2 separate regions of the Homo sapiens genome follow, and region 2 is linked to region 1. Evidence: read pairs that join two places in POLR2A ChIA-PET (ENCODE). Cell type or tissue: IMR-90. All regions are shown on one strand. Region 1 has its middle 32 kb from the start of PRKAR2B. Region 2 overlaps PRKAR2B (protein kinase cAMP-dependent type II regulatory subunit beta).

The links. ChIA-PET counts read pairs that join two places held together with the same protein. Peaks named below come from ENCODE experiments on the same cell type or tissue, not always from the same donor. Only the 100,000 strongest peaks of a DNase experiment are listed, where the experiment ranks them.
Region 2: POLR2A ChIA-PET joins it to region 1 with 7 read pairs; 3 of 35 experiments call an interaction of 5 or more read pairs at or near these places.

What each region holds. Positions count from the first base shown.
Region 1 is chr7:107,011,181-107,015,180 of GRCh38, reverse strand. No RefSeq gene overlaps it. Among named protein-coding and RNA genes, the nearest start is that of PRKAR2B, 32 kb to the left of the region's middle. In IMR-90, no CTCF peak of the experiment used is centred here; no DNase peak of the experiment used is centred here.
Region 2 is chr7:107,136,726-107,140,725 of GRCh38, reverse strand. The region is part of intron 4 of PRKAR2B (protein kinase cAMP-dependent type II regulatory subunit beta); the gene reads right to left. Among named protein-coding and RNA genes, the nearest start is that of HBP1, 30 kb to the left of the region's middle. In IMR-90, no CTCF peak of the experiment used is centred here; a DNase peak (open chromatin) is centred at 1,515; H3K27ac peaks cover 469 bases.

The DNA.
Region 1 (4,000 bases):
CAAAGTGCTGGGATTACAGGCGCAAGCCACCGCACCCAGCCAATAGTCCTCCTTTTATTTGTCTAAATGGTTCTCAGGACTTTCCCTCATTCATGCAGCCATATAATTTCCTGACTTTCCTTTCAGTAAGGATCACTGGCTAGCAGGAACTTACTCTCAATGGCTTGGCTCGTTGACATTTGCTCCTAAGGGTAATTCTGAGCCCAGGAGTTGCACCCTCTTCTTTCTCCTGTAAACTGCTTCCAGGTAATACGACTCTCAGTGCCCACCCTGAGCTTGTGATAGGCTGTCCTGGTATCACCCTATTATAGAGGAGACTGTGCCAAACTAAGCTCACATTGCACATGATTTGATGAGTCTTGCAGCTCTAGCCACGAGTATCCTGGCTTGGGTATCAGCAGACTAATTCCAGTGCCTCTTCCTCTGATTTGTTGTTGCATTTGGGCCAGCTACTTAGCTTCTGAATGCCTAAATGTTCACGTCTGTAACATTAAGATAATGCCAACTTTCATTTCAGCTTCTGGGAATAGAATTACACCGTATAGGAACATTGATGTTCCCATGGTAACAGTCATGTAAAGTATCTAGCATGCCACTGGAGGCAATAAATTATAAGTACGTGTAACAATTCCTAACTGACACGGTAATAAAAAATTCTTACAGGAAATCCTGGGGATATACTTTCACATTAATTTACATTCATTATTTCAAGGAGAGTTCATCATTCTGCTCCAAACCACCTAATTCTAAATTCACAGAATAAAATCAGTTAGCACACCCTGGAGCTGCTGAGTTCAAAAGCAATACAGAATGCTTCCATAACCTGTGTAAGGGGAAGGAAGAGAATGGCTTCCTGGGACTATGTATTAAAACCAGGGAGGAGTCAATGGGTATGGCTTGCCTAGGAAGAGATGGCTCCAACTTTCAACCATCTGAAGAAAACAGGAAATATTAGGCAGTGCTACCAAAAACAAATTTGTTGTAATATTATTGTTACTATTATTTGGAGGAACTTTAAATATACAAAAAAACAAAAATATAATAATTATCATCATCCAGAAATGATCAATATTCACATTTTGGTTTATAGCCTTCTCATCTTTTTTCTATACTTATATTTTTTCAAATATTGTTTTGTAACCTGCTTTTTGATTTGTGAGCAGTTTTCCAGGTCATTAAAATTTTTCCAGAACATAATTGGCTGAATATAGCATCATGAGGATGTCACAATTTATTGAAGCAATTCGCAATTATTAAACATTAGCTTGTGTCCTGAATTGGCTTTTAATTAAAATCAATTCATGTATCAGTGTGAGACCTCATACTAATCTAGCTGACATATTTTAGACCTACCCATGATCCATCCATAACACTTCAATTACTTACAGCACTCTCTTTCTTCCTTCCCGGGCTCTTGTTATCAGCCAGATACACCCAAAGTTTTCTTCAAAAACAAATTCCCAAAAGGAAAGGGCTCTTAATTGAATTTTGTTTTTCCATTGTCTTTGGTCCTTGTATTTGTATATCTTGTGCCTAAAACATTGTTTTCTTTTATTTATTTATTTATTTTTATTTGAGACAGAGTCTTGCTTTGTTGCCCAGGCTGGAGTGCAGTGGCGTGATCTTGGCTCACTGCAACCTCCACCTCCCAGGTTCAAGCGATTTTCCTGCCTCGGCCTCCCGAGTACCTGGGATTACAGGCATGTGCCACCACGCCCAGCTAATTTTTTGTATTTTCAGTAGAGACGGGGTTTCGCTATGTTGGCCAGGCGGGTCTTGAACTCCTGGGCTCAAGTGATCCACCTGCCTCGTCCTCCCAAAGTGCTGGAATTACAGATGTGAGCCGCCATGACCAGCCTTTTGTTTTCTTTCTTGATCTTATTAAAAATTTTTTTTGTTGTTCCTGAATTCTTACTTCCTTTAACTACAATATTGATCTCTTTAACTCCAAATTCATTCTCTTTTGATAATGTTATTTTTGACTTTCTCTTTTAACTGGGATTTTGTTCCCTAACTAACCCAGCAGATCTCAAACTTTTTTAGTATCAAGATCCCTTTAAAAATTTATTGAGGATCCCAAAGAGCTTTTGTTTATGTGAGTTGTATCTATCGCTGTTTACCATATTAGAAATTAAAAGTGAGAAATTTCAAAAATGTTTAATATTTAAAGTAACCAAGCCAGGCATGGCGACTCACGCTTATAGTCCCAGCACTTTGGGAGGCCAAGGTGGGAGGATTGCTGAGGTTAGGAGGTCGAGTCTGCAGTGAGCCATGATCGCACCACTGTACTTGAGCCTGGTCAACACAGTGAGACCCCATCTCAAAAAAAAGTAACAGTAAGAAACTTACTACATTTAACATAAATAAACATTTTATGAAAGATAACTATATTTTGCAATGGGAACATAAATTTAGTGAGAACGCTGGCATTGTTTTACACTTTTGAAATCTCCTTAATGCCTGCCTTAAGGATTCTCCTATCTGCTTGGCATCAACACTGTTTCCACACGTTGTTTTGGTTGAAGCATATGAAGAAAATCTTGCCTCACATAGATATGTGGTTGGAAAAAGAAGGACTGACCTGCAGACCCCATGAAAGTTCTCAGGAACTCATAAGGATAACTTGCCCACACTTTGAGAACTGCTGCTCTAAACTGTCTCTAATTACTGTATGATCTTTAATGCTTCAGTTTCTCTTTTTGTAAAAAATGGGCAAACAATAGTATATCAAAGTGTTCTGAAACTTTAACATGAAAAATGCTACAGTGATAGGCAGAAATCTACACCTGTACATAAAATAGGAAAACACTTCCTTTGGGGCATGTTGGAGACATGATGCTGCCCCCAACATGATTACTAAACAAATTGGTGGCCAGGCACCGTGGCTCATGCCTGTAATCCCAACATTCTGGGAGGCTGAGGAGGGAGGATCACTGGAGCTCAGGAGTCCAAGACCAGCCTGGGCAACATGATAAGATGTTGTCTCTTTAAAAACTAAAAAATAAAATTAGCCAGGCATATTGTGGACCCAGCTACTCAAGAGGCTGAGGCAGGAGAATGACTTGAGCCCAGGAGGTTAAGTCTGCAGTGAACTGTGACAGCACCACTGCACTCCAGCCTGGGCAAGAGAGCAAGATCCTGCCTCAAAACAAAAAACAAAAAACACAGTGGCTCACACCTGTAATCCCAGCACTTTGGGAGGCCAAGGCAGGAGGATCTCAAGGTCAGGAGTTTGAGACCAGTCTGGCCAATAGGGTGAAACCCCGTCTCTATAAAAATACAAAAATTAGCCGGGTGTGGTGTCGGGCACCTGTCGTCCCAGCTACTTGGGAGGCTGAGGCAGGAGAATCACTTGAACCTGGGAGGCGGAGGTTGCAATGAGCTGAGATAATGCCAGTGCACTCTAGCCTGGGTGACAGAGTGAGAATCCGTCTCAAAAACAAAAAACAAAAAAACAAAAAAACAAACAACAAACCATATTGGTTTACCAACATAGTTTATAAAGCAAGTTACTCTTTGCAATAGACATTTAGGTTTCACACATAACCACTGCAACACAAAATTGGGAATTTTCCAAATAAAATCAAGACAGTTCTTCATGTAGTTTTGGTAAAAATAATTTTTTTCAGGAGCATAAGGTATGAATTCTGGCTCAATTTCAAAATGGAGGCATATTTCTCTGAAACCCGCTGCCTAGTTATCTTGGCATTGTTTGCTGTGTAAAATGGACTCATGCTTCATTTCTTGGAAAATGTTGAATGTGTCTCGTTTTAACTTAATGAGGTCAGGGAGGAACTAATCACTAAGGGACTTTTTGTTTGTTTGTTTGTTTGTTTGAGATGGAGTCTCGCTCTGTTGCCCAGGCTGGAGTGCAGTGGCACGATCTCGGCTCACTGCAATCTCTGCCTCCCAGGTTCAAGCCATTCTCCTGCCTCAGCCTCCCGAGTAGCTGGGACTACAGGTGCCTGCCACCACGCCCGGCTAATTTTTTGTATTTTTA
Region 2 (4,000 bases), 130 kb before region 1:
AATGTTGTCAGAAAAATACATAGTAGTCTTTCTTACCACATACAAATAAGATGATTATATACTCTCACATTCAGTATTTGAATGAAAGTAATTATAATTAGTCTATTTTAGAATATTTGCAACTATCACCACTTTAAAATGAAAATTTAACCACCAAACCACCATATACCTTGTGAAATATAATCTTAGCAACTAAAAAGGATCAGGTTAGTAAGGAATTATTTCAAATTTCTTTTAAAGATACCCATTTTTAAAAACTTCCTTATATTAGTCATCACTAAAATTTGTGTACAGATAACCTAAATACTTGGTGAATTTAGATCCTGATTCCAATCTTCTTTTTGGTTTAGCACCAAAATCAAAACAGAACAAAAAAGAAAAACAACAAAGTAAAACAAAAATGACTGTGGCAAATATTCTGTCACTATTCACTGTCATTAAGGTTGGCTTCAAGCTGCATCCACTGAGCTCACTAGGGCAGATTTGTCAGAAACATCAAAAATACTATTCAACAACTAATTAAACTATGTAAAATTTTTATTCTGTCAAAGTGTGATTGACAAGGCTCAAGGATAAACTTCAAACTGATGAGAATAAACTAGGAGGTGAAAGAAATCTTTAATCAGAACAAATACAGGAATAATTCAAAGAACTTTGAAAAGACAGAATAAATGGATATGAGGAAATAATACAATACAATGGAAAAGTCTAAAGATTTAGAGGGTTATTTGTTCTGCTACTTATTAGCTCTGAGCCCTTGGTCAGGTCACTCCTTATGGGCATACAGAAGGTATAATGCTAACTGCCCATGCCAAAATCAATTACTATTATACATAAACTAAAGAGTTGAAGATAGATTCAAAGGGGAAAAAAGATGCAAGTGGAAAACACAGGTTGAAGAAACAAGATATTCTGAATAAAGAGGATAACAGATCACATGTGATTCTCTCCCTTTTGAGACCGCATGAAAATGTTACAAGGCATATGAAGATATGAATCTACAATAGTATAGAGTACAGGAAGGGACAACTGATGGATGAGAGAGTTTCAGGGCGAAGGTAAGTAACAAGTGGCAGAGAGAGCTGCCCCAAGTCGCACAGGTGAGACTGCAGTGTGGAGGGGCCAACATGCCTTGCAGAGCACCAAGAGGGTCCAAAGTGGGTAACATCTGGTTCTGCCAGCATGGGACTGAGACACAAAGCTAAAGACAAGCGGACTGATTTAAAGTCCTGCAGAGATTAGTTGACACCTTCCTTCAAAATCCCTCTACCCTAATACAGAATGCCTAGCAGCCAAATGTGGACCCTCAACTCCTCCCAGACAAAAGATTCGAGAGAAACTAAACAAATTAGAACTAGAACAGATACTGTGAACACTGGTGCCCTAGAACAAAAACCTTCATTTGGTAGGACTTAGGGGTTCCCCAATGTAACAGCTGGCTCCCTGTCAGCTCAAGCTAAACAGTGCACTGGTTGACAGGCCTGCCCTACTTACTCAGAGCTCTAAATCAGCTTTATGTTGCTCCCCTGGTAGCCTACAAGACTAAGATAAACAGCAAAATGACAACACATGAGATAGATATTTCAGGAACTGTAGAGAGCTTTTGCAGAGACATTTAAGATGATATTATATCCATGAGACCAAAAAAAAATAGGATGTTAGGAAAAGAGCAAATCAGAGAAAAATGGGTGGCTTGGAAATTAAAAATATGATTGTCATTTTTTTTTCTTTAAAATAGATTTTTTTTGGCAGGGTTCAGTGGCTCATGGCTGTAATCCCAGCACTTTGGGAGGCCAAGGCAGGCAGATTGCTTCAGCCCAGGAGTGTGAGACCAGCCTGGGCAACATGGCAAAACCCCGTCTCTACCAAAAAAAATAAGCTGGGCATGGTGGTGCACACTTGTCGTCTCAGCTACTCAGGAGGCCGAGGTCGGAGGACTGCTTGAGCCTGGGAGGTTGAGGCTTCAGTGAGCCATGATCGCACCACTGCGCTCCAGCCTGGGCAACAGAGTGAGACTCTGTCTCAAAAAAAATGAGTAGTCTCAGCTACTCAGGAGAGGCTGAGATTGGAGGATTGCTTGAGCCTGGGAGGTTGAGGCTGCAGTGAGCCATGATCACACCACTGCACTCCAGCCTGGCAACAGAGTGAGACTCTGTCTCAAAAAAATGAGTAGTCTCAGCTACTCAGGAGAGGCCAAGATTGGAGGATTGCTTGAGCCTGGGAGGTTGAGGCTGCAGTGAGCCATGACTGTTACACTGCACTCCAGCCTGGGCAACAGAATGAGACTCTGTCTCAAAAATAAAAAATAAAATAGAATTTTTTAGAGCAGTTTTAAGCTCATAGGAACATTAATCAGAAAGTATAGACATACTCCACATATCCTCTACCCCAACACATGACACAGACTCCCCCAAGATAAACATCCTCCACTGGAGTGGCATATTTGTTACAACTGCTGAATCTATACTGACATTATTATCATTCAAAGTCCATAGTTTATATTAGGGTTTGCTATTGGTGTTGTACATTCTATGGGTTTGACAAATGTGTAAAGACATGTATCCACCATTACAATTTTTTTAAAGGTAAATAAAAGAGTTAAAAAAATTAAAACCAAACACCTCAAAAAAAGTCAATAAAGAGATGAAAAGAAAGGAGTGCCAGAGACAGTAAAAGAGAAAACAAAAAGGAGGAAATATAAACAATACAGGATGAATTTTCTAGACCCAAAGAAAATTTTGGTCTGAAAACACAGGTTTTCAGACCAAAAGGGCACACTCAAGTGCCCAGCACAGTCAATGACCATAAATCCCCACACTAGGATGAAATAATGTATTTTTAGAACACTAAAGATAAAAGATCTGCAAAGCTTCCAGAAAAGAGAAAGGAGGATTCTTAAAAACATGAAAAGTTACTCAACTTCTCTGAAAATGAAGAGAAATCCAAATTAAAATCGAAATGAGATGCCACTTTTCACTCGCCAGATTCAAAAAGATACAAATGTTAGAATATCACACTGTGTTGGAGACCGTGTGGGAAAAGAGGCATTCTCACACAGACTTCCGGTGAGAAGGTAAAATGGAACAAACTCTAAAAAAGCCATTTGTCAAAATTTAATAAAATTTTAGATATGCATGATCTTCCACCTCACTGTTCCTTTTCTAGGAAGTTACTATATAGATATTTATAAAATGCATCACCATTTTTCTTTGCATCACAATAGCAGAAGACTGGAAACAAACTAACAGTTTATCAACAGGGCACTGGATAAATAAGCTGTCATATATCCATTCACCAAAAAGCTCTGCTGTTGTAGGCATGTAGGGATTTTCAGACATCTGTCTTTCAAAGGAGTCACTGGCAGCGAGAGAACACTCAAAGAAGGGTAATCAAGAAATGTGAAAACCTGCAATGAGGGAATTTCAGGAAACAAGGCGTTTAGGTGACAGAAAAGACCTATATGAGAATACACCAGTTATCTTCTGTTCAAACCATGACATCAGTAGTTCTAGAGGCCATAACTGGGACTGTTGGGTGGAAGTTTCATGGAGGTTTTGGCAGAATATAAAGACCTGCCTAGGAATGAGAGCTGTCTAGCGGTGACAAGGGCTGCCTTGCAAATAATTTTGCCTTTTCCAGAACGTTAAATAGTTGGAATCATGCAGCACATAGCCTTTCCACATTGGCTTCTTTCACTTAGTATTATGCATTTAAGGTTCTTCCATGTCTTCCATGTCTTTTCATAACTAGATCACTCATTTTGTCCACTGTCTAGATGTACCAGTTTATTTATCCATTCACATACTGAACAACATCTTGGTTGCTTCCAAGTTTTGGCAATTTTGAATAAAGCTGCTACAAATACCTGTGTACAGGTTTCTGTGTGGACCTAAGTTTTCAACTCCTTTGGGTAAATACCAAGGAGCATGACTACTGGAGAGGATGGTAAGAGTATGTTTAGTTGTAAAAGACACCACTAAACAATCTTCTAAAGTGGCTG